6 separate regions of the Homo sapiens genome follow, and all the other regions are linked to region 1. A link is a loop called in an ENCODE intact Hi-C map of the cell type or tissue named here. Cell type or tissue: heart left ventricle. All regions are shown on one strand. Links, peaks and the distances in the headings refer to the core of each region. The heading gives the core; the rest is flanking DNA. Region 1 has its middle 9.5 kb from the start of TSBP1-AS1. Region 2 has its middle 8.6 kb from the start of BTNL2. Region 3 has its middle 20 kb from the start of HLA-DOB. Region 4 has its middle 34 kb from the start of HLA-DQB1. Region 5 overlaps BTNL2 (butyrophilin like 2). Region 6 overlaps ATF6B (activating transcription factor 6 beta).

Evidence for each region. Peaks named below come from ENCODE experiments on the same cell type or tissue, not always from the same donor. Only the 100,000 strongest peaks of a DNase experiment are listed, where the experiment ranks them.
Region 2: it touches region 1 in a loop (5-fold over the local background); 57 of 110 quality-filtered maps call a loop at or near these places.
Region 3: a loop joins it to region 1, with 5 times the contacts of the local background. A loop is called at or near these places in 54 of 110 quality-filtered maps.
Region 4: a loop joins it to region 1, with 3 times the contacts of the local background. A loop is called at or near these places in 33 of 110 quality-filtered maps.
Region 5: a loop joins it to region 1, with 4 times the contacts of the local background. A loop is called at or near these places in 27 of 110 quality-filtered maps.
Region 6: it touches region 1 in a loop (5-fold over the local background); 34 of 110 quality-filtered maps call a loop at or near these places.

The regions. Positions count from the first base shown.
Region 1 is chr6:32,243,389-32,248,003 of GRCh38, reverse strand. No RefSeq gene overlaps it. Among named protein-coding and RNA genes, the nearest start is that of TSBP1-AS1, 9.5 kb to the left of the region's middle. In heart left ventricle, for the core only: a CTCF peak has its summit at 2,898 (motif pointing left); a DNase peak (open chromatin) is centred at 2,863; H3K4me3 peaks cover 426 bases; H3K27ac peaks cover 1,562 bases.
Region 2 is chr6:32,413,149-32,418,378 of GRCh38, reverse strand. No RefSeq gene overlaps it. Among named protein-coding and RNA genes, the nearest start is that of BTNL2, 8.6 kb to the right of the region's middle. RefSeq lists silencers at 3,533-3,681, 3,878-4,153. In heart left ventricle, for the core only: a CTCF peak has its summit at 2,758 (motif pointing left); a DNase peak (open chromatin) is centred at 2,808; H3K4me3 peaks cover 413 bases; H3K27me3 peaks cover 2,985 bases.
Region 3 is chr6:32,794,536-32,799,765 of GRCh38, reverse strand. No RefSeq gene overlaps it. Among named protein-coding and RNA genes, the nearest start is that of HLA-DOB, 20 kb to the left of the region's middle. RefSeq lists a cis regulatory region at 5,015 and an enhancer at 4,943-5,087. In heart left ventricle, for the core only: a CTCF peak has its summit at 2,567 (motif pointing right); a DNase peak (open chromatin) is centred at 2,565; H3K4me3 peaks cover 621 bases; H3K27me3 peaks cover 2,751 bases.
Region 4 is chr6:32,698,365-32,703,594 of GRCh38, reverse strand. No RefSeq gene overlaps it. Among named protein-coding and RNA genes, the nearest start is that of HLA-DQB1, 34 kb to the right of the region's middle. In heart left ventricle, for the core only: a CTCF peak has its summit at 2,899 (motif pointing right); no DNase peak of the experiment used is centred there; H3K27me3 peaks cover 635 bases.
Region 5 is chr6:32,391,577-32,396,806 of GRCh38, reverse strand. It overlaps BTNL2 (butyrophilin like 2), which reads left to right. Exons shown (of 8, transcript NM_001304561.2): 5 at 421-768; 6 at 1,782-2,063; 7 at 2,750-2,844; 8 at 3,418-3,468. The coding sequence ends at 2,838. All of the region lies in intron 2 of TSBP1-AS1 (TSBP1 and BTNL2 antisense RNA 1), which reads right to left. HCG23 (HLA complex group 23) reads right to left here. Exons shown (of 3, transcript NR_044996.1): 2 at 5,067-5,194; 3 at 3,116-3,358. Among named protein-coding and RNA genes, the nearest start is that of HCG23, 3.7 kb to the right of the region's middle. In heart left ventricle, for the core only: a CTCF peak has its summit at 2,973; no DNase peak of the experiment used is centred there; H3K27ac peaks cover 1,195 bases.
Region 6 is chr6:32,116,609-32,120,941 of GRCh38, reverse strand. ATF6B (activating transcription factor 6 beta) reads left to right here. Exons shown (of 18, transcript NM_004381.5): 8 at 40-171; 9 at 985-1,118; 10 at 1,801-1,986; 11 at 2,076-2,167; 12 at 2,904-3,083; 13 at 3,248-3,355; 14 at 3,538-3,619; 15 at 3,835-3,905; 16 at 4,127-4,238. Among named protein-coding and RNA genes, the nearest start is that of TNXB, 9.4 kb to the right of the region's middle. RefSeq lists a silencer at 1,756-2,050. In heart left ventricle, for the core only: CTCF peaks have their summits at 1,754 and 1,965 (motif pointing left); a DNase peak (open chromatin) is centred at 1,941; H3K27ac peaks cover 255 bases.

The DNA.
Region 1 (4,615 bases), core at 616-4,615:
AGTTTTTGTTCCAAGGACCTGCAGCAAAGTTTGTAACCGACCAGTCTGCAGGGCTGGCTTGAACAGCAGGCTTACAGGGATCCTAGGCCTGTGTTCTATCCTATGGTATCCTTCTCCATGACAGAACGACACAAAAAGGCAAAGACAAAGGAAGATGGCAAAAAAGGTGATTTCTGAGAAGGGGCCAAACAATACAAATATTTATAGTTCAAAGTAGCAAAAGTACACAAGATTCACTACAACCTAAGACTAGTCACACAAATCTTCTTCCCTATTAATCAAAACTTTGCAGAGGAGACAAACAGTGATTTTTATTGTTCACTCAACTCATTTGCACAGAGAGAGAAAGGCCAGAGGCTAGCTGGTAAGAAATTAGCTTTTTACCAGCTTGTCAGGTTTATGGCTTCCCTTTCTCAGCTGCTTCCAGAAGAGCAGAGTGGCTTTTGATGACCCTGCTTGCTGCACCGTAGCTGTGGGGGCCAAGCCACGTTACAAAAGAAAAACATTCCTTTTCTTTTCATGGAACCACAGGCAAAAGGCCCCAGTTTTGCAAGAGGCAGCCCAACAGGTTGTGTGGGGGAACTAAATTAACATTTCCCATTCCAACAGGAGTTATACACACATGTCAAAACACAGACACTAGTCACTCTGCTCAGTGCCCAAGTATCAACCTGGCAAGGCTCAAACTTGCCCCCATTGGCCCCTATCTGAGTCTCCCCCCCAATATAAGTTTCATGGTGGTAGGGCATATTAAGAAAGCCTGGCAGGCCAGGCGCGGTGGCTCCCGCCTGTAATCCTAGCACTTTGGGAGGCCAAGGCAGGCAGATCACCTGAGGTCAGGAGTTCGAGACCAGCCTGGCCAACATGGTGAAACCCTGTCTCTACTAAAAATACAAAATTAGCCAGGTGTGGTGGTGTGCACCTGTAATCCCAGCTACTCAGGAGGCTGAGGTAGGAAAATCGTTTGAACCTGGGAGGCAGAGGTTTCAGTGAGCCGAGATCACGCCACTGCACTCCAGCCTGAGTGACAGAGTGAGACTCCATCTCAAAAAAAAGTACCAGAACTAGAATGAAGCTGTTTTCTCTGCTATGTCTTGCAGTATTCCTTCCAGTGCAATTTACTGTCAAAGTCTAACGTTGTGCCCAATGGCAAAGAAGAAATGTTTATAGGGTCCAGCTCCAGAACCACAAGGCAGGACAAAGATGGAGTGGATTTGGAACAAAGATGCAATAAAATAATATTGAGCACCAGTCACACCTTTGGCTGCACAGTTTTCATATTACACATATTTGAACTTTTTTTTTTTTTTGAGACAGAGTCTTGCCCTGTCACTCAGGCCAGAGTGCAGTGGCACAATCTCAGCTCACTGCAACCTCTGCCTCCTGGGTTCAAGCGATTCTCCTGCCTCAGCCTCCCAAGTAGCTGGGATTACAGGCACCCACCATCACACCCAGCTAATTTTTGTATTTTTAGTAGAAATGGGGTTTTGCTATGTTGGCCAGGCTGGTCTGGAACTCCCGACCTCAGGTGATCTGCCTGCCTTGGCCTCCCAAGGTGCTGGGATTACAGGCATGAGCCACCGTGCCCGGCCTGAACTTTTATACAACAATGAAATAATTCTCTATTTTCACCAATCAAGACAAAGCCACCTTATAAGTGAAGAAGTTCTCACTCTGTCCCCAAAATAAAGAGAGCCCTAGTCATTATATAGCTCAATACACAGCTGTATTATTTACTCTTCAAATTCAGTCACAGTATCCTTGACCATATATACTCTTACCAAAAGGACTATATTACGACATAACTTCCAACAATTTGTATATAAAATCATAAGTGTCAGGAGAAGAAACAGTTGCCGAGAGCAGCATGTGTACTGCCCAGGTAGGTGACCCAGTCAGTGGTGGGGACGAATTTACTGACCCTCTCAATCCCGTGTAGGTCAGGCCCATCCATGGTTAAGGCTGAAACACACAAGTCCTAGTGGGAGGAATCTGAAAACCAAGTTAGGTGAAAAGGCCTAGGGGTCTCCAACCTTGGCCTCCGTCCCTGATAGAATCAGAGGAGAGAGGCCTGGGGTGCTGGAGGCAGAAGAGGCCCTGCCCTGTCCAACCCTGAGAGGCAGATTCTCAGTCCCCAGGATGTCGGACACTTTTTTCTCTCTTGTCACTGAGTCTCCTCTCCACAGGCAGAACTGTGGGCTGAACCCTGAGGCCAGCGCCTCTGCTCTCTAATGACCACCACCAAATACTCAGGCCCACTGTTCACTAGGTGGCATCTTACTCTGAGCATTACATATTTATTTCCGTGAATGTTTTAGCTTAATACCATGAGATGGTCCTTACTGTCCTCACTTTACAGCTGAGAGACAGAGCCTCGATGATCTGAGGAAACCTGCCCAGGGTCACAGGTCGTGTGGCCAAACCCTAACAGGGGCCAGGTCTACATCAAAGCTCAGTTGAGCTCTAAACAGGGGGCCACCAGATTAGGGGCACCAGCCCTAGGGGTCCTCCAGGGATCTGGAGAGACAGGAAAGAAGGCAGAGAACATATTAGAACTATTATAAAATCTTCAATCTTATGCCCTTTTAATGTGATTTGCGTTTGTTCTTTCAACCTGCATTATGTTTGCATATGTTTGTTAGCTGCATGTTCAAAATATATTACTGAATGGAGTGTGTGATCAAAAGAGTTTGGAGATCCTTGCTCCAAATCTCTGCTCCAGAAATCTTCTCTAAAGCAGCGGGTCTCAGAAAAGGAAGCAGAACCAAGAAGCAGCAGCGGCCTGGGAGGCGCCCGGACAGAAGGTGCTCCGTGGGCGGGGGGGAGTAACTCGTGGGCCCGGGAAAAGGCCCCCAACCTGGTCTCACCAGATTTTCCTCAGCCTCTGCTGCCCCCTTGTGGCCACCACGTGGCAGACAGAAAGAGCAGTTCCCAGCAGGAAGACACCGAGGGAGGGGTACGGAGGATGCAGAAAACAATCTTAGAACCGTGGAAGGGAGCGAAGGAAACCAGACACTAAAGACCTCAAGCTGTAGCAATCCAAACATGCGAAGTTGAAGAATAGCAAAACGAGGCGGGCGCAGTGGCTCATGCCTGTAATCCTAGCACTTTGGGAGGCTGAAGCGGGCGGATCACTTGAGGTCAAGAGTTTGAGACCAGCCTGGCCAACATGGTGAAACCCCGTCCCTACTAAAAATACAAAAATTAGCCGGAAATCGCTTGAACCCGGAAGGCGGAGGTTGCAGTGAGCCAAGATCATGCCACTACACTCCAGCCTGGGCAACAGAGTAAGACTCTGTCTTAAAAAAAAAAAAAAAAGAAAAAAGAAAAGAAATGTCTTTTCTCACAGTTCTAGAGGCCAGAAAACCTGAGATCAAGGCACTACTGCCTGGTGAGGGCTGTTCTCTGCTTCCAATGTGGCATCTGTTGCTTCATCCTCTGGAGGGGAGGAACACTGTGTCCTCACGTGGCAGGGAGTGGAAGGGCAAAAGGGATGAACTCTTTCCATCAAGTCCTTTTATAATGACATTAATCCATTCATGCAGGCCCTGCCAAAAGGCCCTCCCAAAAGGCCCCACCTTCCAACAGTTGCATGGGAATTAAATTTCCAACACATGAATTTTGGGAGACACATTCACAGCGTAGTCCAGCCTAAGCAATACGCTGTGCCAGGATTGCGGGGAGGGAGGGAATAGCTGCAGAAGCAGGGAATAAAGAATTTGGACTGAGACATGTTTCAGTTGACATCCTGGTGGGGAGTGGAGGAGGTGGCTGATGTGAAGAATGTGAAGAAAACAGTGATTCCACTGAAAACACATCCGACAGTCCTCTATCCTTACCAGGTGCTCCGTATAGTTTGGCGAGAGAGGCAGAAAGGTCTGAGTTCCAAGGAGAGGTCAGGGCTGGAGACATTCCATTGTGTGGCCACAGCTTCTTCCCAGAGCTTGCAGGAGACATGTTCACACCACCTCCCACCACCCCCACGATGCTATTTGTTCTGTATGTCTCTCCCACCTAGACTGGGAGCCTTGGAGGGCAGGGCATTGGGGGCCAGAGAGCCTTCCAGGCAGACTCTCCTAATGCCCGAAGCAAGGCTAGGCTCAGAAGCCCCGTGAGGAAGGCAGGTGAGGAACAGGCAGCCCTTGACCCATGACTGTGCCAGGTTGGGGACCTGGGACCCAGGGAAGCCTTCTCCCGCCTCACCATCAGCACAGGCCAGGATTGGAGAGTTTACCTCCTTTGGTGTTTACCAAACACACAGGGAAGACCAGTTGTGAGTAGACCAAGGCAGCCCAGCTGGGTGATCAGCAAGTCTCACCACCTCAGGCTACCCTCTTCACACACCGCAGCCTGTCCCCTGCCTACACTGCGCATCTTGAGTGCTCTGACCCCTTCACTACCCCTTCCTCCACCCCCCTGGACAGCAGCCCTGAGACAGGTCCTGAACCCCTAGCCAAGTACCCGCTGCCCACCCCCAGTGCCCCACCCACCCTTACTAGCTCTCACCCACCCTCCCATCCTAAACCTCAGCCCTCCCACCCCCCCATGCCCACCTGAGCCCCTGCTTTCAGCTGCCTAAGAACTTCCCCCTGATGTGAAGAAAACAGCGATTCCC
Region 2 (5,230 bases), core at 597-4,596, 170 kb before region 1:
TAACAATTTCTATTTCCTTCAGAAGTCTGTTGGTAGAAACATTGACCCACATCCTTGCTAGGTTTTGATATTTTTATTGTTTTTTCAGTGTGGCGTTTATTTACATTTCTCTGACTTATAATGAAGAGTTTGAAATTTTTTCACATATTCACATGTCATTTATACATGTTACTATAAAATGTTTCTTCTTGCCTTTACCATTTTTTTTCTCAGAAAAATATAGTCCTTTACTAATTGATTTGTAGGAGGCCTTTCTATGTTCTGGGTACTAATCCTTTTCATGGTTTAATATGTTGTAAGTATCTTTATCCAGTTTACCAAAAAAATTTCCTCTCTCTAGTGAGTGATTCCAATCAGCATATAAACATGCCACGGCATTTCCTTTTCCCTAAATCCAACTCTGCTAATGAATTTTTACTTCTAATCTGAAGGAAACTCTTAAAAATATTGGGCTGCACCTGTTATTTCCATTCCTCCCCATTCTTCTTCCACTCTTCACAGATCAGGCTACAGTCCACATCTTTAACTGAACTCCTTGTCACTGACATGTGTTAGCTCCATGTTGCCAAATCCAATGGTCATCTCTAGGATGTCATTTTATTCATCATATCAGAAGCATTTTATGTAGTTAACCACTACTGCATCATTGATGTATTTTCTTGACTTGTTACTAAACCTCACTGTCTTGAGATTCTCATCACACGAGAATAACAGCCAGATCTCAGCCTGCCTTGCCAAGTCTCCCATCTTCCCAACTTCTAAATGACTGAGGGCCCAGGACTCATCTCTTGCATTTGTTTCCTATGCATCTTCATTCCAGAATCTCCCATGGATTCCCACAACTAAGCACAATTCTTTGTTGAAGTTTCTCTAACTTACATTACTAGCCTTGACATGTTGCCCATAGCTTTGAAGCATGACTTGAAACCAAGCTTTGCATATTTCTTCTGTCCTTTTTCAAATAAGTTTTGGCTATTGTAGATCCTTTGTATTTTCATATAAATTTTAGAATTGTCTATTGCCACAAAGAAACCCAGTGGGAATATTGATCAAGATCGTGTTGAGAACTGTTATTTCAAAAATATCAATTCTTCCCAAATCAAAATATATTATATCTCTTTACACATTTAGAATTTTATCAGTTTCTCTCATCAGTATTTTATAGTTTCACATCACACATCTTTCGGTTCAGTTTATGTCTAAGTATTTTATGTTTTTATTGCTGTCATAATGAAGTGATTTTTAAATTTTATATATGATATTCTGCTGTGGTGTATAGAATTACAATTTGTTTTTGTATTTTACCATTGTTAAATTCACACATTCTAGGCATTTTCAATAGCTCTCTTAGGGTTTTATATATAAGCAATCAAGCTTTCCAGGCTGTAATGTTTACTGTTTGCCAAAAGGAGTCTGAAATTATGTGAAATCTGCTAGGCTTAAACTAATTTTTAAAATAATAAAAGTTGAAAGAAAAATCCAGGTCAATTTAAAAAATAAAGAATATTTTAAAAATAGTTTCCCATGCCCAATTTTATGTTAAAATACAACCAGACATAGTTAAATGTTTTATATATGGTCATGAAACTAAATTGTCCCCAATTATTTTCATATTCCAGTTCATATCAATTTCAATGGCTAGGCTATCCTTTGGGGTATAGTTTTCCTTTCATCCTGCTAACCCATTAATTATCCTTTTCTACGTGTCCACAAATGTCAGAGGTGTTTGAGCCGGAGCAACTCCATCTTGAATAGGGGCTGGGTACAATGAGGCTGAGAGCTACTGGGCTGCATTCCCAGGAGGTTAAGGCACTTTCAGTCACAGGATGAGATAGGAGGTCTGCACAGGATACAGGTCATGAAGACCTTGCTGATAAAACAGGTTGCAGTTAAGAAACGGGCCAAAACCCACCAAAACCAACATGGCCACAAGAGTGACCTCTGGTCATCCTCACTGCTCATTATATGCTAATTATAAAGTATTAGCATGCTAAAAGACACTCCCACCAGCGCCATGACAGTTTACAGATGCCATGGCAACATCCAAAATTACCCTATATGGTCTAAAAAGGAGAGAAGCCCTTAGTCCAGGAATTGCCCACCACCTTCCCGGAAAACTCATGAGTAATCCACCCCTTATTTAGCTTGTAATCAAGAAATGCTAAACCTACATGAAGTATGAACGATTCCTTACATTCCATTCCATGCACCACATCCTCCCTGAAGATTGTCTTGATTCCTTCATAGTTATTGAATTATTATAATATTAGTGCCTATGTTCTCTACTCTCAAAAGTGCAAATGACATTAATAACTGAACTTATAATATTTTCTGCTTTGCTACCTTAAGAATGAGTGCCTGGTATTGCGACGTGATTACAACGAATTTAAGACAATGAAGCAGTCCTCTCTCCCTATCTCCCTCATATCCTCTCTGGCTCTCTCTCTCTCTCTGTCCTTCTCTCCTCCTCTCTTTCCCCCGCATTCTCCCAGGGTGGTTCAGTGGCAGAATTCTGCTGGGACCTTTAAGAGAGAGAAGCATATTCAGCAGCAGCAGCAGTTTTCCTATTCCTGCCCCCATCCGCGGCTTTGAACTGAGTTTACCACGAAATACAAAAACACAATTTTAGAAAGAAAGATATTGGCAGTTAAGATTTGGGAAGTTTCTAAATGGGACTCTCAGTCCTTCCCGCCACTCTGAAATCGCGGTGCAGTAGTAAAATCTTGGAGGCGGTTCTTGAACAAACCTGTCATCTACTGGCCATGTGTGGAACTGCAACAGCCCGGTGGGGAATGCACTTCGCAGAGATGGAGATCCTCTCAGAGGCCCCAAGAGGACCAAGTAAAAGAACCCAGGATGAATGGCAGGCTGGATGGGTGCAAATGCAGGAGGCTTAGTATATCGGTATGATTTTCTTTGCCTTCTTTCTCCCAATATTTGGAAGGGTCCCCTATTTCCAGTGTGAGACATGCCCGGATATCTCTGTGAGTGCAGCTTCTTTGGGGTCCTGGGAGGAGTGTGATGGTATTAACACATTCTGTACACCCTCTCCCCGCAATTCCCCAAGGGGGCATCTGCATTAGTTTTGGAGTCAACTGAGGTGGGTTTCACCGAAGCTTACATCTCTTCCTGGGAACTTTAGTCTTATAGGCTCCCACCTGCAGTAGAATCAATTTTAGGTAATTTCATCATTTTCAAAAAATAATAGATGATCATTGTGATTGTCTTAAACTTCTGTAACTCTTTCATAAAAGTAAATTTAAAAGTAAAAATTTATTTTATTTTATTTTATTTATTTTTTGAGACAGAGTCTCACTCTGTTGCCCAGGCTGGAGTGCAATGGCGCAATTTCAGCTCACTGCAACCTCCGCCTCCCAGGTTCAAGTGATTCTCCTACCTTAGCCTCTGGAGTAGCTGGGATTACAGGCGTGCACCACCACGCCCAGCTAATTTTTGTATTTTTAGTAAAAACGGGGTTTCACCATGTTGCCCAGGCTGGTCTCAAACTCCTGACCTCAGGTGATTCACATGCCTCGGCCTCCCAAAGTGCTGAAATTACAGGTGTGAGCCACCACACCCAACCTAAATTTTTTAAAATTAAAAGTTTTAGAGGAACTGGTTTGTCAGACACTTTTTGTAAAGTATATGACAGCCATGTATGTAAAGAGCTCAACTTAGACTGTAGGTCAGCCAGAACTAAGAATACCTCAGTCCTCCATCCCTAAATGTTTGGGCATTTTCCTATTCAGAAGTTCTACTGCCTGCCCTTCCTCCTTTCTTCTCTTTTCTTTCTTTTCTTCTTTTTTCTTTTCTTTTCTTTCCCTCCCTCCTTCCTCCCCCCTCCCTCCCTTCCTCCCTTTCTTCCTTTCTTCTTTCCTTCTTTTTGCCAATCAAGAAAAATGGCCAGAGGTGCAGATTGAACCGTGGCCACGCTGTGAGGAAAGGCCTCCGTCCTGTGAGCACCACCCTCCCCTCACTGGCCTCGGGAATCCCAGGCCCCCCACTCACATCTGGGGGAGGAGTCGCAGGGCTTCTGCAGGTGCTCTCTCTCCTCCAGTCAGTCAGCAAACCGAGGGGACTGTGGAGGACAAGCCACTGTGCCTCCAGGAGATGAGAGCTGCTGATTTTTCTTTCCTTTCCCTGAGGAAACGATACCTGTATAAGTCTCACTGCTGGGAGACTCCACAAAGTAATCATCTTTCTGGTGAGTTGATCTAAGAGCTCTCAAAACATCTTTCAACCAGGTCCCCAAGAAACAGCTGATGGCGTCGCCTGAACTTCTCCATATTCATAGCAACACTTTCCTGACATTTCTTGGATTGACCTTGATTTCTTATCTTCATTTCTAATCTCCTCTATTTTTCTATCCACCTTCTTTCCAAGACCTTCCATTCCCAGTAATGACACCTAATAGCTATAAAGGGATTTTGTATCATGATTATATTCTTACTTTATCCTTACAACGATACTTTAATGTGAGCCACCCACATACTATCCCTGTGTAAAAACTAAGAAAATTGAGACCCCTGGAAAGAACAGACTTACCCAAAGTAAAGCTTGCCCAAATGTATAGCAAAGCTAGAATGAAAATCTCAGTCAGCCTAAACTCAGGGCTTCTTTTGTCGTCTAGTGGCTGAGGGAGTTATGAATGTGGGTCACAGGTGACCGCCGCATTTGAAGAAGAGTCTGTAAGTGAATCGACTTGCGGAACATCCTTGAAGCCGACAGTGAGCCCGTCTCTGCTGCCCTCTGGTGGCCAGGCAGATCCATGACTCCCCTCTCCTGTTCCTCCTGCCCTCGCCGGATGCTTGTTTTTCCCTCTCCTCAGTTCTAGCAGCTTATGCCTTGTTTTCCCGCTTCTCCTGGAGGTGGACTCTAGTCAGAATGCAGAGATTGTGACTCCTTTTTTTCTCTCCCACACACCAACATCTTCCTGCACAAAATGACCTCCCATAATATGTAGCATAATTTAGGACACAGTTCTCAGCACAGGCAGACCTCTGAGAAAGTGTATGCAGATGATTTGTGAGAACACACACACGCGAGTGTAAACGGAGCTTCTTTACGCGGTGAGTTGGCGCTGATGTGACTGACCATAAAAAATTCAAATAATTGCAGCATTTGGTACCATAGAGATGATACTACAGAATGCATGCAATGAGCGGCATCTTTTCACACATTCAGGTGTATAAAGTAAATTTCTATATTTTCCTATTACGGATTTTAATTT
Region 3 (5,230 bases), core at 599-4,598, 550 kb before region 1:
AATTACCACAATTTAGTGTTTTAAAACAACAAAAATTTATTGTTGGACAGTTCTGGAAATTATAAGCCTAAAATGGGTCCTGTTAAATTAAATTAAATTTGGCTTAAAGCGGCCTCTGTACTTTGAATTCCTACGTAGTATACTGAAATCTAACTTAATGTGTAAGAAAATTGTACCCTAACTTAAGAGCATATTCTTGTAATAAATAGCTGAGTCTCAGGCAAACACAGCAGCCAAGCTTCAGGCAATCACAGGTTGCCAACTGATCAGACCATGATCAAATAAGGCAAATACTGAGCTGTAAACAAGCTGCTTCTGTATACCACTTCCTTTTTCTCTCTATAAATATTGCCTGCCCCTATTGCTCAGTGGAGCTCTCTGTACCTCTTCTGGTCCTGGATGCTGCCCAATTCATGAATTGTGCTTTGCTCAAATAAATCAAAATAAATTTCATTTGTTCAAAGTTTTTCTTTTAACACTTGTACAGGGCTAATCAAGGTGTTAGCTTGTCTGTGTTCCCCTTCTGAAGGCTTTAGCGGATAATCTGTTTTTTGCCTCTTCCAGCTTGCAGCGACCAGCTGCATTCCTCGGCTTGTAGCCCCCTTCCAGCAATCACTTTCCTCTGATTTTTGCTTCTAATATCACATCTCCTTCTATTCTCTTGCCTCTTTCTTTCACTTAGAAGGACCCATGTAATTATATCAGGACCACTTGGCTAATCCAGAATAATCTCCCCATCTCAAGATCCTTAATCTAATCACTAATGCAAAGTCCCTTTTGCCATGTAAGGTAACAGATTCACAGGTTTCATAGATTCAGATCTTTCAGGGGTGGCAGTTGGGGGCATTATTCCATCTACCACACAGAGTAAAGTTTCATCTGGATGACCCACAGGCCCTACAAATACAAAATGTCTAATATGGAATGTTCTCTTAAACTGTCCTTTCTTGATGACTGGAATTACTAACCACTTGGTCTCCCAAGCATCTTCTGCTCTCGCCTTCTCCTCTCTCCCATATACAATGGATGACGACACATCATGTTGCATCTGCTCCCTCACATGTCTCTGACCCTCTCTCTAGATCCCTGATCCTACTTTAATTCGAGCCCCATCATGTCTGGTCTGTGTTACTCTAACAGTTACCCACGCTGCTTTCTCTGCTTTCAATTTTATGCTCCTCTAACCCACTCTTCCCATCAGAGTAGTCTTTCTAAAACGTGAAGCTGCCCATGACCCTTCCCTTACTATCAGTCTGCATACTGGTCCTACTGACTGCAGATCAAAGACCCAAGTCCTTAGCCTGGTGTGTGAGGCATCCATCCCTAGCCCTCTGCTTCATCTGTCACCCACCCATTTTACCAATTCCGAAAGACTTTCACTTCCCTCGAAGCCTGTCCAAGTGTCCAAGCCGCTCATGCTTTGTTAGACTTGGAAGCCATTCTCCATATACCCTCGATCAGCTTGAATGTCATTTCCACTAGAAAATTTTCCTAATTGTTTGTGACTTCAATGTCCTAATTTTACACACATTTCTGCTGTGCCCCTTTGTTTGCTAATATGTCTCCTGGGTGGTAAGCAGGACTCCGTGTCTTATTAATATTTTCCGTCTCCAGAATTCAGCCACTGTCTGCCACACAAGTGCATAATGAGTTACTATACTAATATTATGCAGCCATGTCCCCTGTACAGCAGTTCCCTGGATCTCATGGCTTCTTTTTTGATTTGCCTTGTTTGTTACCAACTTCCATCAGTAAGACAATCTATCCAATCCTTGTCCCCTTTGCCACATCACATCCTCAGGGCAATAACAAAGTTGTTAAGTTTATGCACCTTCTCCACTTGGAGCAAGGCCTCACCATGTCAGGCCTCCGCCTGATTCTCCTCCCTGCCTGGGATGGCAGATTTTGCTCTAGTGGGTCTCCAGGCCGTGAGGTCTCCTGTCTTTTATGTTCTGATCCGGGTGGTGAGCTGCAGCTCACTACAAGTCCTTACTTGTCTCTGCTGGCCTTTAGAGACTTTGTACTCAATTTGGAGGAACTACTCTTGATGGATTGTAAGTGAGAGGATTTCCTGGTCTCCCTCTGGAGTCCGCCAGAAAACCACATTCTCTGCTTTTCAGCGTTGACTGCTCATGCTTACGTAATTTCTAAGAGTAAGAGCCTATGGACTGTCCTGGCAGCAAAGAATTCGCTCAGGATTTTGCCTGAAGCTGCACTTCCGGGGTCTCGCTTCATCAGAAGACTTCTTCATTTTCATCATCGGCCCAGCGATGCATGGGTACCTCTTAGGGTTTAGCCCCAGAATGTACTGGGGGAGGGGAGGGTAAAGTAGGTGGGGAAGGAGTCAGAGTCGTAGGTCACCTGTGGCTGGAGTTTTGCATCCCTAATAAACGGGAAATGAACTGAAGGAAGACTGGGTTTTCACGTCAACACGAAGGACACCATTACGATGCTAGACTAATCATCAAATAAAATTCCAGATGGAAAAAATTCAGAAACTTAATTTGGAATTTGAGCCCCGCTCTATTATGCAACGTTCCCAGCCATTGCTCCGCGGATGTAATGTGGACTTCCACCGCCAGATGGCGATCGAGACCGTAATTTAAGTTGGTTTTCTCAACTTCCTCTGGACTGAGTCCCCGTGAAAATCCCAAGTTTAACGAGGGGCTTTCCTCGCGTAACCTTCGCTTCTGCTTCCTCTCTCACATCACCTCAACCTGCGAGACTCTGAAAGGGATAATGAGGGTTGGGGGGAATATGGAAATTCAGGGAAGGGAGAGGGGGGTGGTGTGAAGCTTTCCAGACCAGCCACACAGAAATAGCGTACCAATAGTGGTTTAGAGCACAGACCCCCAGCCAGAATGAGTAATTTAAACAGCCCTACGATGTAATCGTTGTGTGCATATGCATCTCTATGCCTCTCTCTCTCTCTGTCTTTCTTTCATCTGAGACAGGGTCTCACTCCCTCTGTCCCACAGGCTGGAGTGCAGTGGTGCAATAATGGCTCGCTGCAGTCTTGACCTCCTGGGCTCCAGTGGTCTTCCCACCTCAGCCTCTGAAACCACAGGGTCTTGAACTTCTGGGCTCAAGTGATCTTCCTGCCTCGGCCTCCTAAAGTGCTGGGGTTACAGGTGTCGGCCACCATGCCTGTCTGCTATTTAAGTGCATAGAAGAATGCCTGGCACTCAGTTAGTGTTAAATATTTATAAAATAAATTAAAATTTTATAACACTACACACATGTTGTTGAGTATGTCATAAATAGAGACATATTTAATGAGATGTCAACATATATCACGTTAATGAATTAAGTAAGTTTGAGAATATTAGAGAAGAATGATAATAGATTAACGGAGGAGGCTGGGCGCAGTGGCCCACACGTGTATTCCAGCACTTTGGGAAGCCGAGGCAGGCAGATCACATGAGGTCAGGAGTTCGAGACCAGCCTGGCCAACATGGTGAAACTCCTTCTCTACTAAAAATACAAAAAAAAAATTAGCCGGGTGTGGTGGTGTGCGACTGTAATCCCTGCTAATGGGGAGGCGGAGGTTGCAGTGAGAGGAGATCGCACCACTGCACTGCAGCCTGGGCGACAAAGCAAGACTCCATCTCAAAACAAACAAACAAACAAACAAACAAACAAAAAACAGACGAAATAGGGTTTGAGTATGTAGTCTGCTCTCAACATGAGATAGTAAAGTCTTTGCTTCCCTTATATTCTGTTAATTAACTCATTTGATGCACATCGATGTATAAAGCCTTTAACTTCTATTTATTCTTTTCCTTGAAAAGCATGCGGAATGCCTTCTCAGGACTCTCCCATTTTTTATTTGTGAACACCCACTGGCATTCCCGGATACGAAGCTTGCAAGAAGGTGTGAACCGCCCTATACTCGTGAGCCCCTGGGGCTCTGTACTCTTTCCAGCCCACATTTGACCTCAGTCAATTTTTAAATGATTCCAGCTAAATTCTTCTTACCAGTGCCCAGCTGTACCTGCCTTAGGTAAGCAAGCACTCAGGCAACAACTTTCCTAGATTTCAAGCTAGTTGGAAGCTCAATCCCAGCTCTGTGATGGGTTGAAAAAAATTGCGACCTTGCAATTTGTGTGATTTCTTTCATGTTGCAAGGAAGCATCATTGTTTCCAGTTCTCTGCATCCCCAAGCAGAAACCAGAACTCTATATAAACGTTTTTAAATGGAGACATTGAGAAAAAGTACCCGAGAAACCAATGAGATACAGGAAGAATGCTTCCAGCACTAACATGAATGGGGCTTGGCCATACAGATAGAAGGGTTGGAAACTCTTACGCCTTGATTTAAACTCTCTATGCATATTCTGAGCACGCTGGGGAATGTACTACTACTAGGCTTGATTTGGATTCATGGCTACTACCTCCCACAAAATGATAGGTCTTCTGTTTTAGTACGTGAGATAATTCCTCAATCGATCTTATTGCTGCTATTTCTGTTAAGCATAAACAATGATTTGGGTCACAAATTTCAATGGGGTTTAAATTCCTTTGTGCATCCCAACAGGTAATCCTCTTACTCTGGGCTATGAACTTGCTACTGCCAAGATGGATGCCATGAAAAAAAGAGATCTCATCAAAATGGTCACAGAGAGATGGAGGGCCTCTGTGTAGATGGCAGGGTGGTGGTGGCCGTGTAACTAGCTGCCCGGTGAGGAGCAGCCCTTGGGGAGAGCCCAGGTAGGACCAGGAGAAGCAGAAATAGAGAAAAGTGAAAGATCGAGGTGGAAAGAACATGAGGGACAAGAGCTCTGCATGGCCACATCACCAGCAGTCTTGTTATTACAATGAGGATGAAGGGACTGAAAAGAGGGGAAGAGATGGAATTCATCAAACAACAGTGCTCATTCATACAAGGTAAGTATACATGTGGCCTTTTCTCTCTCTATCTGAAGATGTGGCTTACTGTAACAGGAACTATCATGGGCATTGGACGGCTGTCTCATGGTGATCCCATCCTCCTCTACATCCTAAACTTTTTTTTGAATGCATTTCTGTATTTTGACTTCCTCTCTCCCCAAAGTTCTTGTTAACTTCTGAGTATGACTTAGCTTCCTTATTCTTTGAAATATTTGAAACCCCTAACTTCCTCTCCTCTGTGGTGTAACTCACATGGCTTCTTGATACCAGGAGGCACTGTCTGCATACAACCTCATATTATGAGGATGAAATGCCCATGAATCCTACCAATCTGAGGAAC
Region 4 (5,230 bases), core at 636-4,635, 460 kb before region 1:
AACGTTTACTGTGAGTTTCCCCTGAGAGTGCTTTTCAGTCTAAAGCAGTAGATGGTAGAACAAAGCTCAAGCAGAAAGATGCAGTCTTACCAGGAAGAGAAGACGGAGGTTGGAGTTTGGTGCCGAAAGAATTAGTTGCTATTGAGGAGAAAAATCCCCAAAAAACATGAAAACTCAAAGAGGGGCCCCTATTCTGCATGCAAATTTCTTTCAAATGCAGAATTTTGGGCTCTCCTCTGTGGTATTCTTATTTAGGATTTTCCACTCAAGTTCTACAAATAGTGCGCCACTGCACTCCAGTTTGGGCAACAGAGCAAGACTCTGCCTCAAATAAAATAAAATAAAAATTGTTTTAAAGTTCCACAAATCTTAAAGACCTAAGTTCTGACATCTTTCTACTCAGTTACCATTAGGAGGGAGAAAAATATACTAAGAAAGGCAAGTAAAGAGGAATAAGAGAAAAAGAACAGATGGACCAAAAACAAAAAGCAGCAAGGGGGTAGACTTAAATCCAGTACTTCAGTAATTACATTAAATGCATATTTCTAAACTGGATAAATAAGCAAGACTTTTGACCATACACTGTCCATAAGAAATGCATTTTAAGTATGAAGACACAGGTTAAAAATATAAGGATGAAAAAATATACACTGGGCAAGAAAGCTGGAGTGGCTACATTAATATCAGACAAAGAAAACTTTACAAATAAGGAATATTACTGGAGATAAATTTTTCATAATGAAAAAGAGTCAATACATCAAAAAGACATATAATCCTAAGTGTGTATGTACCAAATGCTATATACAGCTTATTTTCAAATTCACGTAGAAAATACATAAAAATATACCACATATATTGACATCAAAACATTTCAACGAATCTAAAAAGCAGTGAGAACATTGGACAACGTTGCCAAAAACAATCATTTAAAGACTCTGGAAATTGACCAAAGGATACGAACATTGAGAAGCATTTAGTTAAGAGAATCTAAACTGAATCCTAATAAAAACAGCAAAATCAGTATTATTTTGGCCAGAGTATGCTTTCACCAACTTCCTTCACCTCAACTTATGGTGCAGAATTTCTACCTGTGTGGGAGGACAGGCCATGGGATTAGACAGCTCTTCTTAACCTGCCAGAGGGAGCTCACACACATTTTTTGGAAAAGAGCTCACGCACATGCATGCACACACACACACACACACACACACACACCCTCAAAATAACGTCTTGGCATTTTGTAGAAAACAGCATAGACCTCAGGGCAAATAATTATGGAAGGCTAACATCTCAACTAGCTTGAAGTCATGATGGCAGGCCAGTCAGGAATTTTACCAGGGAGATCCAGAGAATGAGATAGTCAAAAATAGCCTTGCTAAAATCTCATTTATCCCCAGTGGTGTGGAAAGCTGTCTGCATCAGCTTGGTTAAGCCTGCTCAGGAGAGACCTGGCTGAATATAAGGACATGTGAAGGCAGAAAGTAAAAATTGGGACATACCTGTAAAGTCCCGGAACTTTGAAAGCATTTCCCACATCCCACTCAGTTCAATGGCAAAGTGTGGAAGCCTTACTGACTCAATTGTTTAAGCAGAATCTTTCATCAATCATAGGCTGACATTAAGCTATGATGACCAGGGGTGATTGTAGGAAATCAGGCTTAATAATGAAAACAAAAATTATTAAACAAACTTAGCAGAGACACCATAGGCTGCATACTAGGGGGAAACAGACTTGGAAGAACTAGCCCAAGCAAGTCACTAACACAAACAACAAACAGCAAGAGCACTTACTCCTAGGGATTGTGGAATCAGAATTTATGTAAAATATCAATATTAAACAAAAATTACAAGACATGCAAAGAAACTGGAAAATTTTACCAACACATAATACATAGGAAAAAAAGAAGCCAACAGAACTTGTCTCTGAGGAGACAGGTTAAAATGATTTCATTTTAAATTGCTCTCATTCTTGAGCATAATGAAGAAACACTCTTTAAGGCAGGTGAGAAATAACTAAGCAGTTATCAATTAGAGTGTTCAAGTAGTGGTTCTGAGTCTTAAAAAAAATAGGAGGGTGGGAAAGAAAGTACAAAAGAAATCAGATTCCTGTTTTAACTACCTTGGAACACATAAAATTGTGAAAATATGTTGAGAAAGTTCTATCTATACAGCCATCTCCAACTGCTGTATAATAGGTGTGCCGGAAAAATAGAAAAAATATAGGATACAATAAAAAATCGAAGATTTTTTTTTTCTGAAGGAAAGGAAGACTTTAGTCTCTGGCTAGATAAGATTCATGCAATTTAAAGGAATCAAGTGGAATCATGAAAATATACAAATAGTTCTGTAGCTGGAGGGATGAAAATTTTTACTACACAATCAGAAAATAAAATGGTAATAAAAATGATCTATTGGCTTCCAAGAAGGAAATAAACAGTTTACACATAAAAGGACGAGAACCAGACTGGAATCAAATTTCTTATCTGAAATATCAGAAGCCAGAAAACAATGAGAGGGAAAAAAGGCTGCCAACTTAACACATGGGGAAGCAGTGTGTTGGCAGGAAAGGCAGTGTAAGAGAGGAGGTTTGTACAGGGAGATGGAAGAGACAATGGAGAGAAGACAATCTGAGCAGAAGCTGTGAGGAGTAGATAGATAGTAGGGAATGGGAATGCTAACGATGGCGTTATTTTAAAACTAACCTTGTGCGGCATGTTTTAAAATTATCATTCCCACACCCTCATTGCATTGTAAAAATTTTGGATTAATATTTTGTTTATCTTTTGGTGTAGAACTGTGCTAAAGGACACGGATTCTATACTACTGGAAGAAGTTCAAGGTTCTTGTTTTAGGAGGACATGGACAGCTGTAGGGATGTTAACTGGGTCATGTTCACCAGTAGGTGGGGACATTGCACTTTAGAAATTCAAGGTAGCTGCCGCTTTCCCTTTTTTCCTTGCCCCTTGGCAGGTCTGGATTTGAGGGGTCAGGATTCCTTGAGGGTGGTAACACAGCCACTCTTATTTCCCGTACTCTTCCTTCCATGTGCTCAGAATATGATGCAATCTGAGATGCAGTTTTGGATGTTTGAGAAGCAAAGAAGCATGGCTGGAGCAGGAGTTAAAGTCTGCTTTTGTTTGAGAACTGAGGAGCTCAGTCTTTTACATGCTCTCACAGGTAAGAGATTGGTACTATAAAATTACATGCTTAAAACAAACTTCACTGCTGTCATTCTAGTGCAAGCCACTATCCTTTTTCACATTGAACATTCCGCCACCATCTGCAGCATTCTTGATATTTCAGTAAGAATGATATTTACTTTACAATTACTATTTTAAATTTATTGGGATATCAGTATATAGTTTGAAGATTAAACAATAGAGATGTATTTTAATGAAAACAAGAGCCCTTCATGCCATTCCTTTACTCCACTGTCATTATCCCCAGTTCAATGACTTTAACAGTAATATGCGTATGTTTTTGTATGTGGGGGTATTAATTTAGACATCCATTGACTTCCTGTTATGAAACCAGATAATTTAAACCACCAAAAATTAGGTCTCTGACATCTTTCTTGTGATTTTATTATCTTACTATGTTTAGTTCCTCTGTAGGTAATCCCTGCATTTTTTATTTATTTATTTATTTATTTATTTATTTATTTATTTATTTATTTATTTATTTTTGAGACAGAGTCTCGCTCTGTCCCCCAGGCTGGAGTGCAGTGGCGCGACTGGCTCACTGCAAGCTCCGCCTCCCGGGTTCACGCCATTCTCCTGCCTCAGCCTCCTGAGTAGCTGGGACTACAGGCGCCCGCCACCATGCCCGGCTAATTTTTTTTTTTGTATTTTCAGTAGAGATGGGGTTTCACCGTGTTAGCCAGGATGGTCTCGATCTCCTGACCTCGTGATCCGCCCGCCTTGGCCTCCCAAAGTGCTGGGATTACAGGCGTGAGCCACCGCGCCCGGCCAATCCCTGTATTTTTAAACACAGTACTCTATTATTCTGTCAGTTATATTCAAGATCTCTTGAGTTTTCTCCTTGTAGATGAAGCTACTGCTAACCCTATTCTTTCCTGCTCTACTTTTTTCTTTATTTCATATCCCAACTTCTGGCATTTATAATTTATCTTTAATATTTTCAAACCCGATAGTATTTATGGTTTGTTTGTAACCAGGTATTTTTTAAACACGTATGTGCTCATTATTGAGAATATATTTCCTTTGTTGGGCATCTTTTAATTTTTATGAAGATTCTATTTGCAATTTCTTTTCCCTCATATATGTAGTCTACTTTTTAATCATATCCTCAGATGTTTTGAATATCTCAACAATACTGTAAAATTTATGGGATCATACTTATCATGTTTATCCACTTCCTGGTGCCCTTAGTTCTCTAGTTTCAATCTAAAAGAAATGATTTCCAGGACTGCTGAGCAGATGTCATCTTGGGATTCTCTTCATTGTTTTCTTTGGTAGAAGATAATGTTTCAGGTATCTGATATCTTCCTCTTACTTGCTTTGACTACCTAATTTTGCTACGACACACCGTCTGTTAATATCCAAAAAAGGATATTCTGGAAGCAAATTTTTCTAATCTTTGCATGTCTGAGAATAATTTTTATTCTAGATTCGTGCCTGAATGAAATTTTATGGGTTTATAAGTATGGGTCTAGTCAGGAGAGAGAGGAAATCACACAGTAATGTAAAATGAGAAAGATCAATATAAAGAAATACGAATCTTAACAAGAGATCTGAGTAATAAGAGATTGGCTAGAAAGAAGTAAAGAGAACTCTAAATAATATAGCAGTGGCAGATATAATAGTGCATAATATAATATAATACGAAATGGCTACTTCCCTAGTGTATTAGTCAGGGTTATCTAGAGGGATAGAACTAATATGATAGATGTATGTATAAAGGGGAGTTTATTAAAGCGTGTTGACTCACATGATCACAAGGTGAAGTCCCACAGTAGACCGTCTGCAATCTGAGGAGCAAGGAAGCCAGTCCGAGTCCCAAAACCTCAAAAGTAGGGAAGCTGACAGTGCAGCCTTCAGTCTGTGGTTGAAGGTCTCAGAGCCCCTGGCAAGGGAGAAAAATGAAGGGTGGAAGACCGCTAGTCTAGTCCTTCTACGGTCCTCTGCCTGCTTTTATCCTAGTGGTGCTGGCAGCTGATTAGATGGTGCCCACCCAGATTGAGGGTGGGTCTTGCCTCTCCCAGTCCACT
Region 5 (5,230 bases), core at 556-4,555, 150 kb before region 1:
GTTTCACCATGTTGGCCAGGCTGGTCTTGAACTCCTGACCTCTGGTGATCCACCCGCTTCGGCCTCCCAAAGTGCTGGGATTATAGACTTGAGCCACCACACCCAGCCTATCTGGGAGTTTTAATTGCAAAATTATTTTATTATTGGTCTGTAAACTGAAAAAAATACAGGTAGAAGCAGGTAGGGATTCAATTACTGTTTTACTCAGACTGACACACATCATGGAATGATTCCTCCTTAAAGAAGAGCAACCTCTATTCTGAGTCCATGAAACCCCCACCTCACCTAAGGATGACCCTGAGCCTCACAGCAACCCTGGGATGCTCATGGTTTCTAAACTCCAATGGAGCTGTTCTTAGAGATGACATTATTGGTTCCATTTTGATTCTTTCATTGTGTTTTGTCCACTCTATTTAACAGCTTCTTTAAAAGTGAATGGACCTTCCCAGCCCATCCTCGTCAGAGTGGGAGAAGATATACAGCTAACCTGTTACCTGTCCCCCAAGGCGAATGCACAGAGCATGGAGGTGAGGTGGGACCGATCCCACCGTTACCCTGCTGTGCATGTGTATATGGATGGGGACCATGTGGCTGGAGAGCAGATGGCAGAGTACAGAGGGAGGACTGTACTGGTGAGTGACGCCATTGACGAGGGCAGACTGACCCTGCAGATACTCAGTGCCAGACCTTCGGACGACGGGCAGTACCGCTGCCTTTTTGAAAAAGATGATGTCTACCAGGAGGCCAGTTTGGATCTGAAGGTGGTAAGTAAGAATTCTAGATAGATATTTTGTATTCAATACCTGCTCCTGCCACTTTAATATGCTAGTTCCTGGACAATTTCTCTGACATTTGAAATTTTCTTAATGCTTATTCATCATCAAATTTATATCAAATCCTCCAGTGTGTGAAACTGTCATAGTTACTTAAAATCCACAAACTCAAATGGATGAAATTTAATTATTTGGGCATATAACTTGTATCTTTTCCAGTATCTTCAAAAATTGACCATATCTTTAAGGAAATCTGAGTATCTTACTACATATTTTACAAAAGGCTCATTGTTTCACAGTGTGTTATTAGAATTCTGAGAAATGCAATAAAATTCTAGAAACTGTAATCATCTGAAGACTAAACTGGATCCACTGTGTAAACCAAAATTATAAATATTGACAGTTTTGGCAGGGACAGGGGAGAAAAGATGAAATCACTCCCTGCAGCATCATTTCCCACTGTCCGTGTGTGTGAGAATTGAAACGTCCAAGGTTAGCAGATGCCATTGAGTACATATAGGCCCAAGTCTTGGATATGCTACGTGTTTCTCCCACGGATTTTGATTCTAAATTAATAAACACGTTTAGCCATGGGAGCGCATGTTGAGAAGTTTCATGAGCCTCGTATTTTCTGCCATTGGACGTAGATATTTATAAGGTTTCGATTTTTGAGAATATCCTCCTACTCCGTATGTTAATCCTGTCCATGTGACCCATGCCCTGGCCGAAGTTATTTTGTTCTCAGGGACAGAATAAATGTTGGATTTGAACATTTACCTTACCTCTTAATCATCCCAGAATGATTTAGGAATACAAAGAATAAAAATAAGCAAACAAACAAAATAAGAAAATGCTCCAGCCAGCCTCATCCCTAAGTGGAGTGCAATCCCCCTTAAGCTTTTCTCCCTTCCCCAAGCCCTCCACATCCCCTTCTTTCCTCCCAGTGAAATTGCTGCCCACTCATCCACTTGAAAGGACCCCAGGCTTTGGTTGCTTTCTCTGCCCCAGGTCTGGGTTCTTCCCCACTGATCACTGTGGAGGGGCAAGAAGATGGAGAAATGCAGCCGATGTGCTCTTCAGATGGGTGGTTCCCACAGCCCCACGTGCCATGGAGGGACATGGAAGGAAAGACGATACCATCATCTTCCCAGGCCCTGACTCAAGGCAGCCACGGGCTGTTCCACGTGCAGACATTGCTAAGGGTCACAAACATCTCCGCTGTGGACGTCACTTGTTCCATCAGCATCCCCTTTTTGGGCGAGGAGAAAATCGCAACTTTTTCTCTCTCAGGTTGGTGATTCCTTATGTTCCTTCAGGTTTGGAAAATAAATATGAAGACCAACTCAGACTTACTCATTGTATTGCTCTTCTTCCTTTGTGATTTTTATTTGCTGATCTCTGACGAGGTCTCCTGCTATCCTCTGCAAAGCTGGTTTTCAGGACACCCAGGGATTCTACTCCTCTGAGTTTCTCTCTGACACCCTCAACTAGCGCCCTGCAATTATTTTTATCATTGGATACACACTAAATTCTCGTAATTGACCCTGTTTTCACTCTCTCTCTTTAAATTCTCTTCTTCTGATGTGAAAACAATTAAATTACAGAACTTTGTGTTTTCCCCCTCATGGAGGATTTTCTTCTGGATTAGAAACTGATTTTTATTAATACCATCTTCATGGTTGCGGCTTGAGTAATTTTATCCTTTCCTCCTCAAGTCATTCCAGTGATTGTGTGATATAGTTGGAAGAGAGAAGGGAAAACTTGTCTGTGCATGTGTACATTTCTGAGACGAGCAAACATGAAATACTTGCATTCTCTCCTCTGCATCTCCAGAGCAGGGAGGAGCAGGCCAACTGCTTCCTGGGAGGCCAAATTCTCTCCCTTCTCTCCAGCCTAGAAGCTGCTCAGATGAAAAGTACAATCTTAATATTGTCCCAGTTTCACAGTTTCAAGGGATTCTTGGGTTTCCATTTTAGAGTCCAGGATGACGTTTTTGTGGAAAACACTGCTTGTTTGGGGATTGCTTCTTGCTGTGGCTGTAGGCCTGCCCAGGAAGAGGAGCTGAAAAGAGGTAAGTCAGGGAAACAGAAACAGCGGAGCACACTGCAGTGGGAACCGTACTGCGTACTTCCCCGAGCCTCCCTTTTCACAAGTCACCTATGGGAGGCAGTCAGTGAATATCCAGTAACTAAGGAAACATGAGAAACAGGAAAGCCCAGGGCTTATCATGCAATCCAGGCTCAGTGATGCATGAGGTCAGTGTTTCCACTTGTAATAGAAGCAAAATGATTAAAAGATAATGATTTGATTTCCTGCTGCCCATTCCCCAGTGATCTGGTTAGGGAAGAAGAAGAAAAAAGTGAGTAGTACAGCCATCCTTGTTTTCAAGGCTGAGAGCTGAGGTTCACTGAGATTTGTTGGCGTGAACAATTTCCTATGATCTTTAAAAATGTGGTGACCTACTTGTTGGTGATTTCTGTGTTGCTGGTGACTTCTCATGTGTTAGGGAGGCTGTTTTGTGTGCTCTAGAAAGTGCTTCCACTTTAAATTTCTTATGTCCGTGAAACACTTGTCTTCCTGTTTGGCTGTTAATAGAATGAAATTATATTGATTAATTATCAGAATGGATTCTCTTTCTTTACAGTGAATGTGACATTGGCTTCAAACACAGCTCACCTGAGACTGATTTCTTCTGAACAGAACAAGCGTGTGATCCATGGACATTCAGGCAGCCAGATATCCCACAGAGATCTGACTATCTGCTCTATGGGCCAGAGGGAACTCCTGTCAGGGAGCTGGTACTGAGAGGTGGAGACTGGGAACAGGGCGCGATGGGTCCCGGAGGTTGCCAAGCACATGTTGCAAAGAAAGAGTCATCTCTGTGTCACCTGACAGTGAGTTTTAGGCAATGGATTGCAAAAGAAATGAGTTCTGGGCCATCCCCTCTCTTCCAAGCCCCATCCCCTTGAAGGTGGCCCCTGAACAAGTCAGAATCCCCCTGACCGTGCCTCTGAATACCTCTCCTCTTATAACATGATTGGCAAGTGCCCTATCTACACCTTCCCCAAAACTTCCTTCTCTGGGACTCTGCACCCCGCTTCATTCTTTGGTTCCCTAATGTAGGTTCTCTGGACATTTTTTCTGTACCCACAAGAACATCTCCAACGTATCAGGAAAATAACAATCTGGGATTCTGGAAACCAGAATGATATTCTGAGTCCTGATCATTTCTCATTTCTCTAACTGCTTGAAGGGGGCTGCCATGATCATTGAAGTACTAACTCAAGGTGTTTTAATTCTACTCAGGAAAATCTGCTGGAGACTGATCTTTTCAGAGACCTATCCTGTTCCAGGTTCTCTGAGATCCGGCCTATCAATCACAATCTGACATCTGATAATCAAGGACCCTTAGAAAATCCCATGGGAAATACAATTTAGCCTACAGGAAGAAATGAAAGGAATAATCAAGGATTTGGTCAGTTTCTTTTTTTTTTTTTTTTTCTTTTCTTTTTTTTTTTTTTTTTTTTTTTCTGAGACAAAGTCTCACTCTGTCACCCAGGCTGGAGTGCAGTGGCATGATCTCAGCTGACTGCAACCTCTGCCTCCCGGGTTCAAGCAATTCTCTTGCCTCAGTCTCATGAGTAGCTGGGATTACAGGCATGTGCCACCATGCCCAGCCTATTTTTGTATTTTTAGTAGAGATGGGGTTTCACTTTGTTGGCCAGGCTGGTCTCAAACTTCTGGCCTCAAATGATCCACTCGCCTCGGCCTCCCAAAGTGCTGGAATTACAGGCATGAGCCACCACACCTGGCCTGATCAGTTTATTTAAGATGGTGACAATTAATTGTCCACATAGGTGGAACTGAGAAAATAAAAAATATATATATACAGTTAAAAAAAAGTGAAAGAAAATACAGCTGCATAAGGGGGAGAAAAATCTGATCACTAAAATATAATCTTGAAAATCTTATGAAGTGTTGTAAAATCCCTCCTCCAGACTTTTTGAGAAAGTTGATACAGGAAATTGAGTCAGGAAAAAAATTTTACACTTTCCGATCCAAGCGAAAAATTATGTATCATCTATACGAACATGTCAATTTTATTGTTAGAGCAAAATAAAGTGCACAATTTAAAATTAATAATTATAAAATAAACAAATATAAGCAGTACATGTAACACAGTAAAAATATTTTAAAGTTATAATGAGTTCAAGAAGATAAACTATATGTGGAAGACAGAAGAATGTCAACAAGACTTTTGGAAAGAATGTTATGAAGTGAGAAGACGAGGACCTGCTAGTGACGCTCTGCTGCTCTCCAGGATGGCAGACGTCAGAGGCATCGCGGTCCCATGCGGATCACTCATGAACAGCACTCTGAACTTGCTCTTCTGGGCCATCATTTTTTTTTCTATTTTTAAACTCATAAATTTAAACACATAAATGTTAGAAACTACA
Region 6 (4,333 bases), core at 1-4,000, 130 kb after region 1:
TCCTGACATTTCTTGTTCTTTTCTCTCACCTTCCTTCAGGCAAAGCCCTGCCCACCCGGAAGCCGCCACTGCAGCCCAAACCTGTAGTGCTAACCACTGTCCCAATGCCATCCAGAGCTGTGCCTCCCAGCACCACAGTCCTTCTGCAGTCCCTCGTCCAGCCACCCCCAGGTACTGAAGAAGGAGAAAAGGGCCGGGCATGGTGGCTCACGCCGGTAATCCCAGCACTTTGGGAGGCTGAGGCGGGCGAATCACCTGAGGTCAGAAGTTTAAGACCAGCCTGGCCAACGTGGTGAAACCTTGTCTCTACTAAAAATACAAAAATTAGCGTGGAGTGGTGGCAGGCGCCTGTAATCCCAGCTCCTCGGGAGGCTGAGGCAGGAGAATCACTTGAACCCAGGAGGCGGAGGTTGCAGTGAGCCGAGATCATGCCACTGCACTCCAGCCTGGGCGACAAAGCGAGACTTTGTCTCAAAAAAAAAAAAAAGAAAAAAGAAAAACCAAAAAATAAAAATAAAAATTAATTAATTAATTAAAAAAAAAAGGCCAGGCACAGTGGCTCACGCCTGTAATCCCAGCACTTTGGCAGGCCAAGGCAGGCGGATCACAAGGTCAGGAGATCGAGACCATCCTGACTAACACAGTGAAACCCCGTCTCTACTAAAAATACAAAAAAATTAGCCAGGCGTGGTGGCGTGCGTCTGTAGTTCCAGCTGCTGGGGAGGCTGAGGCAGGAGAATGGCGTGAACCCGGGAGGCGGAGCTTGCAGTGAGCCGAGATCGCACCACTGCACTCCAGCCTGGTCGACAGAGCAAGACTGCATCTCAAAAAAGAAAAAAAGGAGAAAAGGAGGCGGGCTGCATTGACCCTGTCAGAGAGCTTGCAGCCATTGAGGCTGCCCAATCCTTGGGTGCTCTTGTGTGGGTGTGGACACAAGGACCCCACCCAGCGCACAGCCCTCTGACCTCTGCTCACTTGCCCCAGTGTCCCCAGTTGTCCTCATCCAGGGTGCTATTCGAGTCCAGCCTGAAGGGCCGGCTCCCTCTCTACCACGGCCTGAGAGGAAGAGCATCGTTCCCGCTCCTATGCCTGGAAACTCCTGCCCGCCTGAAGTGGATGTAAGTGTTGGGGAGGAGAGAAGTAGGGCGAGTGATGGGAAGGGAAGAGGGAAGTCTTGCCATAGAGAGAACTGTGGGATGAGGAGGGAGTCGATACCTAGGAGAAAAAAGTGAGGAAACGGACCCATTAGATCATTCTGAGGGTCAGAATGGACTCCTGTTTCTATATGAATATCAACTCCAGGTAGTTTTAGGGTCCTTTAGGTTTGCTGTCACTGCAGATGGAGAAATGGGGTTGGTCTCCATAAATTAAAGGCAAGGAAGTCGTACTGTACTATACGACTACGGTCATGGCCATAGTTGGGGAGGGAGGCTGCCTCCTAGGGGAAAATCAGGTAAACTGTATAAGCAGTATAACAAGGTTAAACTTTGAACCCTACAAATGTGGGCTGACAGGAAGAAAGAGTTACGAAGGAAAGAGTTTCCACCAGCATGGAGAAAGTTCTTCCCACACTCTAACCTTTCCCACCTCTGAGGAGCAGTAGCAGGGAATGTTTGAAAGAAGGGCCCCTTCCCTAGCGTGTTTGAGTAGAGAGGAAAAACCTCTCTGGCTATGTAGGTGGGTCAGGAAGGCAGGGGAATGGCCATGTGAGCTTTGGGTAAATCATTCCTTGGGGTTTGAGAGCATAGTCTCCTTCTGCCAACTCATCTGTCATTCTTTTTTGACCTTCCGGGTGCCTAGGCAAAGCTGCTGAAGCGGCAGCAGCGAATGATCAAGAACCGGGAGTCAGCCTGCCAGTCCCGGAGAAAGAAGAAAGAGTATCTGCAGGGACTGGAGGCTCGGCTGCAAGCAGTACTGGCTGACAACCAGCAGCTCCGCCGAGAGAATGCTGCCCTCCGGCGGCGGCTGGAGGCCCTGCTGGCTGAAGTAAGACCAGTCTGTCCCTGGGAGACCAACAGGAATACAGCCTCCTTGGAATGATTCCCCTTTTTCTTGTCTCCTTCTTTGTACCTTAGAACAGCGAGCTCAAGTTAGGGTCTGGAAACAGGAAGGTGGTCTGCATCATGGTCTTCCTTCTCTTCATTGCCTTCAACTTTGGACCTGTCAGGTGAGACCTTCCTTGCTTCACTAGAACCTTCCAGGTGGAGCCCACGTTACAGCCTCCTAGCTGCCTGCTTTGGCCCAGGCCATTTCCTTCTGCTTATATACAAATGGTTCTGGTGTCCTTGGCACCGATGATGTGTCTGGCCAGCCCCTTCCTGCTCCATTATTTGTCTTTTTTTCTTGGAGATGGAGCCTTGTTCTGTTGCCCAGGCTGGAGTGCAGTGGCACGATCTCGGCTCACTGCAACCTCTGCTTCCTGGGTTCAAGTGATTCTCCTGCCTCAACCTCCCAAGTAGCTGGGACTACAGGCGCACGCCACCATGCCCGGCTAATTTTTTGTATTTTTTAGTAGAGACAGGGTTTCACTGTTGTTGCCCAGGCTGGTCTCGAACTCCTGAGCTCAGGCAGTCTGCCCACCTCAGCCTCCCAAAGTGCTAGGATTACAGGCTTGAGCCACCTCGCCCGGCCTCCTGCTCCATTATTTTTCCAGTGGAGAGTAGATGATGGTGATAATGCTGGTAGAAATAGTGACTATTAAGTGCTTACTGAGTTCTAGGCTCTAGGTGATGCACTGTCTTTTTTGTATGTAGGGACCATCCTTATTCCCATCTTACAGAGGCAGACTCAGGCTTGTATAACAGATTGCAACTCAAGCAGTCCATCTGCAGAGTCTTTATTCTTACCTAGATACTTGATACAGCTGAAATTCTTCATTGTGCTCAGTCCTTCTTTATCCACAGCATCAGTGAGCCTCCTTCAGCTCCCATCTCTCCTCGGATGAACAAGGGGGAGCCTCAACCCCGGAGACACTTGCTGGGGTTCTCAGAGCAAGAGCCAGTTCAGGGAGTTGAACCTCTCCAGGGGTCCTCCCAGGGCCCTAAGGAGCCCCAGCCCAGCCCCACAGACCAGCCCAGTTTCAGGTGAGGAGAGAGAGAGAGGGCCCCCTCTCGTTTGAGGGTATGAGTTGGTCTTCTCCCCGCTTTCAGTGAGGGGGACCCAAAGCTTTCTCTTGCCGTCATCGCCTTCTTTGTTGTGGGAGTGCTGGGCAGTCTCCAAGTGTTGTCTCCTTCCTGCTTCACTCCAGCAACCTGACAGCCTTCCCTGGGGGCGCCAAGGAGCTACTACTAAGAGACCTAGACCAGCTCTTCCTCTCCTCTGATTGCCGGCACTTCAACCGCACTGAGTCCCTGAGGTGTGGGATTCATTGCTGGGGCATCCAGCTCCCCCGGCCTCCCAAGGCCTTCTGCAGTCAGCCTGGCTGGCCTGTGTACTAAAGCGCCAGTGCTCCCTGCCCTCTCCTCACTCCTGTGGGTGGGCAAGGAGGGTGGGAATCTTGGCCTGGCATGGAGGTCCTGAGCTCCTCCATTTCCCCAGGCTTGCTGACGAGTTGAGTGGCTGGGTCCAGCGCCACCAGAGAGGCCGGAGGAAGATCCCTCAGAGGGCCCAGGAGAGACAGGTAGGGCGGGTGGCTGGTTCAAGGAAGGCCACTTGAAGACAAGGGCTAAAGGCCTTGTCTGGGGATTTCTAGTGGGCATCTCGCTGTGGAAGTTTGAGGGATCGTTTGAAGGAAGTGGAGGGTTGAGTGGGAGGTGGCATCAGCTTCCAGGGGCTGTTTGTCTCTTTCCCTTTTCCCTTCACCCTCTCCAAGTCCTTAGATACTTCTCCTTCCAGAAGTCTCAGCCACGGAAGAAGTCACCTCCAGTTAAGGCAGTCCCCATCCAACCCCCTGGACCCCCAGAAAGGTGAGTGTGGGGTGGGGTGCTTACTTATTAAGTGAAATTCCACTTTCAAGAGCTGTACCCCCAGTAGCTGTCCTGTGCCTGTCATTACTGTCACCAGTGGGATTATACCTCCCTCCTCCACTGGGGGTCTCCTGTCTTTTTCTCTCATCCTACCCGCTTCCCTGGTAGAAACTGAGCATTGGGCTTAGTTCCCCTCAAATCCTGTTTCCCCACCTGCCTAGGGATTCTGTGGGCCAGCTGCAACTATATCGCCACCCAGACCGTTCGCAGCCAGCATTCTTGGATGCAATTGACCGACGGGAAGACACATTTTATGTTGTCTCTTTCCGAAGGGTGAGTTTCTCCTGCCCTTCCATCTCTGTCACCCCAGGTTCCCAGCAGTCTGTCTTCAGTGGGGGGATGTAGAGTAGGGCTGGGGAGCTTGTTGG